Regions from separate parts of the Homo sapiens genome. Here region 1 is linked to region 2. The links are chromatin contacts, found by Hi-C or POLR2A ChIA-PET in ENCODE. All regions are on one chromosome and are shown on one strand. Each heading gives the region's core, a stretch centred on a gene start or an enhancer-like site at or near the end of the contact. The rest is flanking DNA. Distances are from core to core; before and after follow the strand shown. Region 1 holds the start of SLC19A3 (solute carrier family 19 member 3). Region 2 has its middle 19 kb from the start of SCYGR1.

Region 1 (4,577 bases), core at 634-3,133, 310 kb after region 2:
AAATTTTAACAACTGATGGCAATGTTAAGTAATTATTGTCTATAGACATGCAAATAAGGTTTATCCCATGAAGGACAACAGTCTTCCTTTCCCCCATGGAAAACCAGTTTCAATATTCCTGATCTATATTTCATTATTCAATATTCCTGATCTACGAATGTACCCATTCTTTGGGTTCTTCTTTGATCTGGCTACTACAGACTCATCAGTTTCGTCACTAATAAGTGCCGGGACTCAGAAGCCGATACCCCAAAATATGGGGCTTTGACATGCTGGAGACCTCAAGGTCTCTCTGACCTTCCCGGCTCCCAGCTCAAAAAAACCTTTGTCTGCCTAAGATCCAGACCCACCAAAAGGAACAACTGTTTCTTTTCCCTTCCCTGTAAGACCAAGAATATACCCCACACCTGAACAGACCCATTCACAAGATAATGTAGCTTATTCTCTCCCCTGACCCATTCATGCTCCCTAGCAGAAGCCCATCCACTTCTGCTGGATGCTCTTCGGCTCCCTCCCGTAACCTCATTTGCCAGGGTAGTCTATAAGCTTCTGAGACATGTTGCAGGGTGGGTAATCAATCACTCTGATTCTCCCTGTGTGCATGTTAAATAAATGTGTATGCATTTACCATTACACAACCTTAAAAGAGTGTTGTTGGTCTATTAGCAATAATGACTGAAGGAAATTGGTATTTTTGTCCATTTCAGCTACTACTAGGATAATCTTATAAGATATTTGGGAAGTTATGTTTTGGTCTATTTAATATATGTGCCTCGATGAAAAAAACACCTTTTGCCACAGGAGACACCAATGTTTCAATATTGATAGGAGCAAAACACATGAGAGTGCTTTTTTTTTTTTTTTTTTTTTTTTTTTGAGGCAGAATCTTGCTGGGTCGCCCAGGCTGGAGTGCAGTGGTGCAATCTTGGCTCACTGCAACCTTCGCCTCCCAAGTTCAAGCCATTCTTCAGCCTCAGCCTCCAGTGTAGCTGGGATTACAGGCACCCGCCACCATGCCCGGCTAATTTTTGCCTTTTTAGTAGAGACGGGGTTTCATCCCAGGGCCAAGCTGGTCTCGAATTCCTGACCTCAAGCAATCCGCCCCGCTCAGCCTCCCAAAGTGCTGGGATTACAGGCGTGAGCCACTGCGCCTGGCCTGAGAGTACTTTTAGAAAACATTATTCCTTTACCTTTTTCAAACTTGAAGCACTCCGAAAGTCCCAACCTTTTGCACATTTGCGGCAGCGACATTGATTTGGTAAACAGCTGTCACACTATTTATTATTTGATGACTTAGGTATCCTTTCCAGCAGTGTTTTTGTAAGGTGTAGTTGCGTTTTCTTTTAGTTTCAATTAACTAAATTTCAAGTGGTTCCCAAAAAAGCCCCTGCTCTCTTAAATTCAAACTCACCTTCCTTTTTCCCACTAGGAAGGACCTTTTCTCCATCCTTGGATTGGAATTTGGAATTCTATGCTAAAATGCCTTTTCAGTTAAAATCTGTGAACGTGGGATGTAACCATAGGAGGTGCTGGCACTTTACGGGAATCATGATTTTATTTAATCTGCGCTTCCAGAAGGCTGCAAATGGGAATTCCAGACAAACCCACTTGGGTGAATCCCAGCACGCGGGCTGCGGCGTAGGGGGAGAGCTCCTCACGCGGCTCAGAGTGTAGCCCAGGCCCGCAGAGCCAGGAACCCGCCCCCAGCTCTCCAAACCCGGGAAGAGAGAGGCGACACTGCTAAGACCGAGGGATGACGGTGCTTCTTCAATTAATTCGCCCCCCGAGATATTCTTACCTACAGAAGGGAGTGTCTGTTCACCAAATCGCTCACTTGCCGCACGACCACGCACCCGCGGCTGTCGGATGGATCCAGGCGCTCTTGGTGGGAAGGGGGCGGAGCCTGCCTGGCCCGGAGCCCGGGGCCACGCCCCCACGCTTTGCATATGCGAATCCGGGCGTCCAGACCTTTCATCCCAGTGTGGAAGCCCAGATTTTCCTGGCCCAGGGCCGGTTTTCTGGGCAGAAACAGTCAACTCTGCTGAAAGGAACAACTTAAGTAATACACTGACATTCAGCATAATGAAGCAAGAGGGCCTGAATCCAACAGCGATCGTTTGCTTTATTTACAAATATGTCCTTTCTTATGAATCCATTTATTTCTCTCCAAAAGCTTAGGAGAGAGGGCTGGCTGGCTGTCACCCCCACTCTACACATGAAGAAAGTGAGGCGGAAGGAAGTAGGCCTAGTAAATAGAGAAGCCTGGGTTTTAGTTGGGGCTCCTGGCTCCAGAGCCAGTGGTTATAATCACTCTGCACTTTTTTTTTTTAAAGGAGGTAGAGTGGGATGGTTTCCTGGCACTTTGAAAATCTGATACAAACAATTTTTTCTTTTCTTCTTCTTTTTCTTTTCTTTTCTCTTTTCTTTCTTTCTTTTTTTTTTTTTTGAGACAGAGTCTCCCTCTGTCGCCCAGGATGGAGTGCAGTGGCGCGATCTCGGCTCACTACAACCCTCCGCCTCCCGGGTTCAAGCGATTCTCCTGCCTCAGCCTCCAAAAATTAACGCCCAGTTAATTTTTGTGTTTTTAGTAGAGACGGGGTTTGGTTTCACCATATTGGCCAGGCTCATCTCGAACTCCTGGCCTCGTGATCCGCCTGCCTCGGCCTCTCAAAGTGCTGAGATTACAGGCGTGAGCCACCGCGCCTGGTCTTTTTTCTTTCTTTCTTTCTTTCTTTTTTTTTTTGAGATGGAGCCTCGCTGTTGTTGGCCCCGGGCTGGAGTGCAATGGCACGATCTTGGCTCACTGCAACCTCCACCTCCCGGGTTCCAGCAATTCTTCTGCCTCAGCCTCCCTAGTAGCTGGGATTACAGGCGCCCGTCACCACACCCAGCTAATTTTTGTATTTTTAGTAGAGATGGGGTTTCACCATGTTGTCCAGGCTGGTCTCAAACTCCTGACCTCAGGTGATCCACCCGCCTCGGCCTCCCAAAGTGCTAGGATTACAGGTGTGAGCCACAGCACCCGGCCACCTGGCCTCTTTTCTTTTCTTTTCTCTTTCTTTCTTTCTTTTTTTTTTTTTTTTGACAAAGTCTCACTTTATCTCCCAGGCTGGAGTGCAGTGGTGCAACCCCAGCTCACTGCAACCTCAATCTCCCAGGCACACTGATCCTCCTGCCTCAGCCTCCCAAGTAGCTGGGCTTGCAGGTGGGTGCCACCACGTCACATTAATTTTTTTGTTTTTTTTTTTTGGTAGAGACAGAGTCTCACTATCTTGCCCAGGCTGGTCTTGAACTCCTGGGCTCAAAGGATCCTCCTGCCTTGCCCGCCCAAAGTGTTGGGATTACAGGCATGAGCCACTACGCTTAGCCTGCAAAGAGTTTATATATTAAAGTGAAACTTCTTATTAAACAGAGAATTTTTTTAAAGCATTACAAGGTTCTTATTGGTTAAAATGGAAAAAATATTTTTATTTCTGTTCATCTCTTGGTGGACTTGAAAAACCCTCCCTAAAGATAAACACTGCGTGGCTTCTAAGGGCTACCAGTGGAAGTGAAATGGATTAAAACACCCCGAGGTGTCTTGGTTCTCTGTCCTACGACTCTGCGTTTTCTATTTTCATCTTCCTATGATTTGTGAAAAGTCCTGAGCTGAACCTTAGGTGTAGGAGTGCCCTGCTCATTGTGCAACCTTGCAAATTGCTGGGTCCTCCCAAAGAATATTGTGAAATTTTCTTAAAGGCTGAAGGTGTCATGATTTCCTTCACACCTCTTGAAGAAAATGAGTTCAAATTGGACCTTGAGAAGTTTACTCTGATTCTCTAATATCTCATAGCCACAGTCTAAATCAGAGAGAGATATTGAGGAATTCATTCATTCATGCATAGAAACATAAATGACACATTTGCAGATTACATGACATGACATTTGAGTTTGATCCCATACGACTGTGTGGGGAGAAGGCTGTGGATGGGGTCATAGATGACAAAAGATTGGCTGTGTGTTGATTATTGTTGACTTGGGCAGTAGTTCTTAGAAACTGATTGCACTATTTTCCATTTTTGTATATGTTTATTTTCCATAATACAAAATTGTTTTAAAATCATTTATTCTGACTGGGCACAGTGGCTAATGCCTGTAATATAGCACTTTGGGGAGCCGAGGTGGGTGCATCGCTTGAGCCCAGGAGTTCAAGACCAGCCTGGGCAACACAGTGAGACCCTGTCTCTACAAAAATACAAAAATTACCCAGACGTGGTAGCATGCGTCTGTAGTCCCAGCTACTTGGGAGGCTGAAGTGGGAGATTGGCTTGAGCCTAAAGAGGTGGAGGTTGCAATGAGCTGAGATCACACCATTGCACTCCAGCCTGAGTGACAGAGCCAGACCCTGTCTCAAATAAACCCATACACAAAAAAGAAAAAAAAATCATTTGTTCATTAAGAAGTTATTTATTGAGTAACTATGTGCCAGACACTGTCCTAGGTGCTTGGGATACATTCGTGAACAAAGCTAAAAATCTCTGCCTTGTAATTTACATTCTAGCTTGGGATGGGGTATATAGAGGGAACATAAATAGTAA
Region 2 (5,007 bases), core at 803-3,302:
CTCTTTTGAGGTAAGAGATTATGCCCCATTAAAAACAGGATGCACCTAGAAGAACAGAGGGTGGAGACGCACACAAAAGTCCTTAGGGAGAGCTCTACCACTAATGCACTGGGGACTCCCCTTAAGGGGAGATAGGGAAGTACAAGTCTCACTTACTTCTTGAGAAATGGCCAAAATGGGGTTTTAAAGGCATACTCTCAGCATTGGCACTCTTTAGGCAGGAAGATATTGGTCAGGGCTGCTTGGTAAGGATGTTCAGGTTGTGCACTCTACAGATGCACATTTATCACAGCCAGGGCCTCCTGCAGAGGCCCTGATAGCAGTTTTCGGAAGGTAAGGTCCACCTGTATGAGAGATAGAGGCATAAAATGTACGTAGATGAAGGGAGTCCCTTCCTACTGGGCAAAGTATGTCTTTATCTATACTACCTAACCCAGAACAATACATAACTAAGTGTTCAAAGGACGATTTTTATAGTGTCAATGTGAAAGTATCTTTTATTCTAGTCTCTTTGCTGTAAAAACCAGTATAAGGCTGGGCATGGTGGCTCATGCCTGAAATCCCAGCACTTTGGGAGGCCAAGGCGGGCGGATCATGAGGTCAGGAGATCAAGACCATCCTGGCCAACATGGTGAAACCCCGTCTCTACAAACAATACAAAAATTAGCCGAGTGTGGTGGCGCACGCCTGTAGTCCCAGCTACTAGGGAGGCTGAGGCAGGAGAATTGCTTGAACCCTGGAGGCAGAGGCTGCAGTGAGCCGAGATTGCGCCACTGGCCTCCAGCCTGGGTGACAGAGCAAGACTCCATTTCAAAACAAACAAACAAATAACAACAACAACAAAAAAAACAGCATAATAGAGGCTTGGGCCACCAGTCTCATCCAGGCCACACTTGGGTCAGTGACTGTGGGAGCTTCAGATTCAGGAGTTTGGTGGACTGTGCCAGAAACACGCCTTGCACCTGCTTACAGGGATGGAGGAGCGAGGACTGAGGGGGGCCAGAGATCCAAAGTTCTTGTATCTCCATAAGAAGGTGTAGGAGCAAGCCGAGCAGTCTGAAATTGTCATTAAGAACAGAAAACCTGCAGATGGGCATATTTACACACATGGCTTATGTGGGTGTGGGTGTGTGGATGGGCAACATCAAAGAGGATATGAATGGTGATTCAAAAGTCAATAGGTCAAATATGAAAATGCTAGGAGGACATCTTCATGTATCTACTGTATAGTCCAACTTTCGGTTTATGGAAAATGTCCAGCTCTTTTAGAAGGTAAACATTTTCTGACTGTGAGCTCTTGAATATGAATTTTATGGTACCTTATACATTTTTTAACTTTCAAAGCTCTGGGTTGGGTAGTTACCAGTACCATCTTCACAAATTCTGGATTCTTCTGGATGTTCTTGACTATTCTGGGAAAATTGGTGCGTTTGTTCTCCCTCCGCCTTGTACCGAGGTCTGCAGGCTTAAGGGATGTTAACAAGGCTTCAATTTGCTGTGTGCATTAGCAGGTGCTGGAAACTACGTTGCCAAATGTGTCGTAGACACAAGAGGGCGATGTGTGCTCAAATGTCAACCTCACCGAGGAAAAGGAATTCATCCTTCAGGAATTTTTGGCTGAATTCCCAGACCTAAAAAAGATTAACAAAGTGTGTTTGGGAGGGGCAAAATTCACTGTGAAACCTAATCAAAGAGGCAGGATGTGATGTCAGAGTGTGGAGACAGCCTGGCAGGAGCTTGGAGGGGATTCTTATCCTTGAGTTCAGAACTGGGCAGTACTCTAGGCTAATGATCGTTATAATCAAGACTTGTCCTCTGTCTGGATATTCAGAAAAGACAGACTTCAAGGCTGCAGAGAATCAGTGGCTGTCTTGGTCTCTGATTACAAAAACTTTATTCTGAGAAAGCCCCTCATTCATTGGAGGAAAACTGGCTGTGCACTTGTTACATGCCAGGCATGAGTCTTGTAGGGGCTAAGAATTCAGCCTTGAGTAAGACAGCCGAGGCCACTGCCCTCTGGAAGCATCAGTGACCCTTGGCACGTACTCCCATCTATTTGTTTCTTTTCTCTCTGAGCCAGTCCAAACCAGCAGTATCTACATCATCTTTTCTTGTTCTGAAAGAGAATGCAAGTCACACATTTATGGCTGTGGGCCACATTTTTTTAGAGATGCCATCTGGTTCCAGTTTTTCTGACTGTTTGTGGAGAGTGGTGATTCCAACAATCTTCTACCAAATGTAAGGGGGTGATAAAAGTGTTCAGTGTTTGCCACAGAGATATCTCTAGCTTGGCCTGATCTCAGTGCACTGCTTTTTGGGTTTACTCAACAAATTGAACAATGCTCAGCCCCTCTTCCATGGAACCTTCCCAATCTCTTTAACCAGGGTTACACTGCGACTCCTCTAAGTCTCTGTACATCATAGCACTTTTGTGGGAGACCACTGCTACTTCAAATCTCTGCCAATAGCACCATGTTTCCTTTCGTTGCTAGCTTTTTAGAATTCTAAAGCCTACTTGGCCATTAGATTTTTTTTATTTTTTTTTTTTTGAGACAGGGTCTCACTCTGTTGCCCAGGCTGGAGAGCGGTGGTGCAGTCACAGCTCACTGCAGCCTCAACCTCTTGGGCTCAAGTGATCCTTCCACCTCAGTCCCCCAAGTAGCTGGGACTACAGGTGCTCACAACCACACGCAACTAATCTTTGTATTTTTTGTAGAGACAGGATTTCGTTATGTTGCCCGGGCTGGTCTCAAATTCCTGAGCTCAAGAGATCCTCCCATTTTGGCCTCCCAAAGTGCTGGGATTACAGGCATGAGCCATTGTGCCCGGACTAGCTATTTTTTAAATTGGAGTTTGAGGAAGGAGGAACAGAAAGGCTGCATCTGCTTAGTAAATGACTCCCCGCTGCCAACACACATACCCAGCAGATGGCAACACCCATGAAAATCCTTTCATCCTGTTGTGAATGGTGGATTCCCAAACTCTACAGGACCCTGCACTAGTCAGCATCTGCTCTTCCCTCTTGAGTCAGGGCAGCCTGCAAAAGTCTGGTGTGTATCATAGGCATCTTGGGGCTCACCTTCTACAGAAGGTCAGAGGGCACAGCAAAAATAGCTTTCTTGCTGTGACCTAATACATAAACCCTGGCACACTTCCGCCTGTCAGATGGGAGCACGCCCCTGTCCTCGGGCTGTTTTTCGCTGTCGCAACAGGCTGTTCTGCCGTTAATCCTTTCCTGTAATTCCCGCCGCCTCGCTCGATCTTGCAATTCTCTTGCCCAGTGGCCTTTACAGGGGGTCATTACTGGGACACGGGGAACCAATGTGCGGTAACAAATGCAAGCTGACAGCAACACGTTCCTCGCCAAAAGTGGGACTCTTGGGTTTTGTGTGTGTCAACTCAGAAGAAACGAGAAAAAGACCCCACCATGTGTTGGATGAGGATGGAAATTGGATGCAGTGACTAAAAGTGCTTTGATTAGGTGAATCCGTTGACAGTAAGAAGGAAGAGATTCTCAATGTGCTTGGCATTTCACTTTGTCTCACTTTGGGTGAATAGTCCCAATTCTGTCAGACGTGCATCTCTTCGTCTGTCAGCTCCGTGTCTCTTGCCAGGATGCTTCTCTCTATCTATCAGGCAGAATTTTCAGATGTTGTCTTTCCTGTCAGGAAAAGTTTAATTCATCATTTTCCTCAGGCCTTGAAAAAATTTTTACAGGAAAAAAATGGTGGTGGTGGGTTGGGGGTGGGGGGTTATGACAAAAACATTTACAGATTTTTCTTCACATATAATTTTAAAATTGCCTATTTTTGCTAGGCACGGTGGTTGAAGCCTGTAATCCCAGCATTTTGGGAGACCGAGGCAGGTGGATGACCAGAGGTCAGGAGTTCAAGACCAGCCTGGCCAACATGGTGAAACCCCATCTGTACTAAAAATACAAAAATTAGCTGGTCATGGTGGTGGCACACTCCTATAATCCCAGCTACTAGGGAGGCTGAGGTAGAAGAATCTCTTTAACCCGGGAGGTGGAAGTTGCAGTGAGCCAAGATCACGCCATTGCACTCCAGCCTGGGCAACAGAGCGAGACTCCATCTCAAAGAAAAAAAAAATTACTTACTTTTGAGTAGGTAATACATACACACAGTACAAAAGTCAAAAGGTTCATACAAATGGAAAAAACTCCATACTCTCTTCGCCTCCATTCCCCAGGCACCCAGTTCCTCTCAACGGAGGCAACCCTGGGTACTAGTGGTTTACATCTTTCTAGAGACTGTCTCTGTATAAATTAGCAGAGATAGTCTTCATATGCCTTTTGAGAGCATCTTTTTAAAATTTCTAAATCTAGGTAAGTTCTGAAAAGGAATATATTAAATATACATTAAAATATACTCAATGTGGCTGGGCATGGTGGCTCACACCTATAATCTCAGCACGTTGGGAGGATGAGGCGGGAGGATGACTTGAGGTCAGGAGTTTGAGACAAGCCTGGCCAACATGACAAAACCCTGTCCCTATTAAAAATACAAAATTAGCCAGGCAATGAGCCGGACTTGGTGGCGCATGCCTGTAATCCCAGCTACTTGGGAGGCTGAGGCAGGAGAATTGCTTGAACCCTGGAGGTGGAGGTTGCAGTGAGCCAAGATCGTGCCATTGCACTCCAGCCTGGGTGACAGAGTGAGACTCTGTCTCAAAAAAAAAAAAAGTATATATATATATGTGTATATATATATATATATACACACACACATATATATACACACACACATATATTCAATGTATTGAATGGTCTGTCCAGTTGAAGCCCTGATTCTAGACTAGATAATTTGTTGGCTTCTTGTTAGATCACTCTTAACAGAAATGTGACTGGACTTAGAATCAGTCTGGAAGCATTGTGGATACTCTGGAGTCTGACGTTTCTTGTCCCTTAACATTCAGCTCGTCTTTCCTGAGTTATACCTCTTAGTCATTTCCCTTTGAAATTAAGAGAAGGGCCTCAAATCTTAAAAA

The links. A loop is a pair of places that touch in the nucleus more often than their neighbours do. ChIA-PET counts read pairs that join two places held with the same protein, here RNA polymerase II (POLR2A). Pooled maps may share reads with other maps.
Region 1: a map of IMR-90 shows a loop between it and region 2 (27-fold over the local background). The contact joins the promoter of SLC19A3 here to the enhancer-like site in region 2. A Hi-C loop is called at or near these places in 4 of 168 maps with a recorded cell type or tissue (IMR-90, PC-9, aorta and 1 more) and 6 of 50 pooled maps. POLR2A ChIA-PET finds 5 or more read pairs at or near these places in 2 of 52 experiments (OCI-LY7 and PC-9).

Annotation. Positions count from the first base shown.
Region 1 is chr2:227,716,145-227,720,721 of GRCh38, forward strand. It overlaps SLC19A3 (solute carrier family 19 member 3), which reads right to left and starts at 1,884. Exons shown (of 6, transcript NM_025243.4): 1 at 1,799-1,884. RefSeq lists an enhancer at 1,415-2,301.
Region 2 is chr2:227,404,724-227,409,730 of GRCh38, forward strand. No RefSeq gene overlaps it. Among named protein-coding and RNA genes, the nearest start is that of SCYGR1, 19 kb to the left of the region's middle. Within about 2 kb of position 2,053, at least 19 of the 41 ENCODE cell types and tissues checked have a DNase peak (open chromatin) inside an H3K27ac peak, as active enhancers do; they include IMR-90, PC-9 and ascending aorta, where a contact is called at or near this core.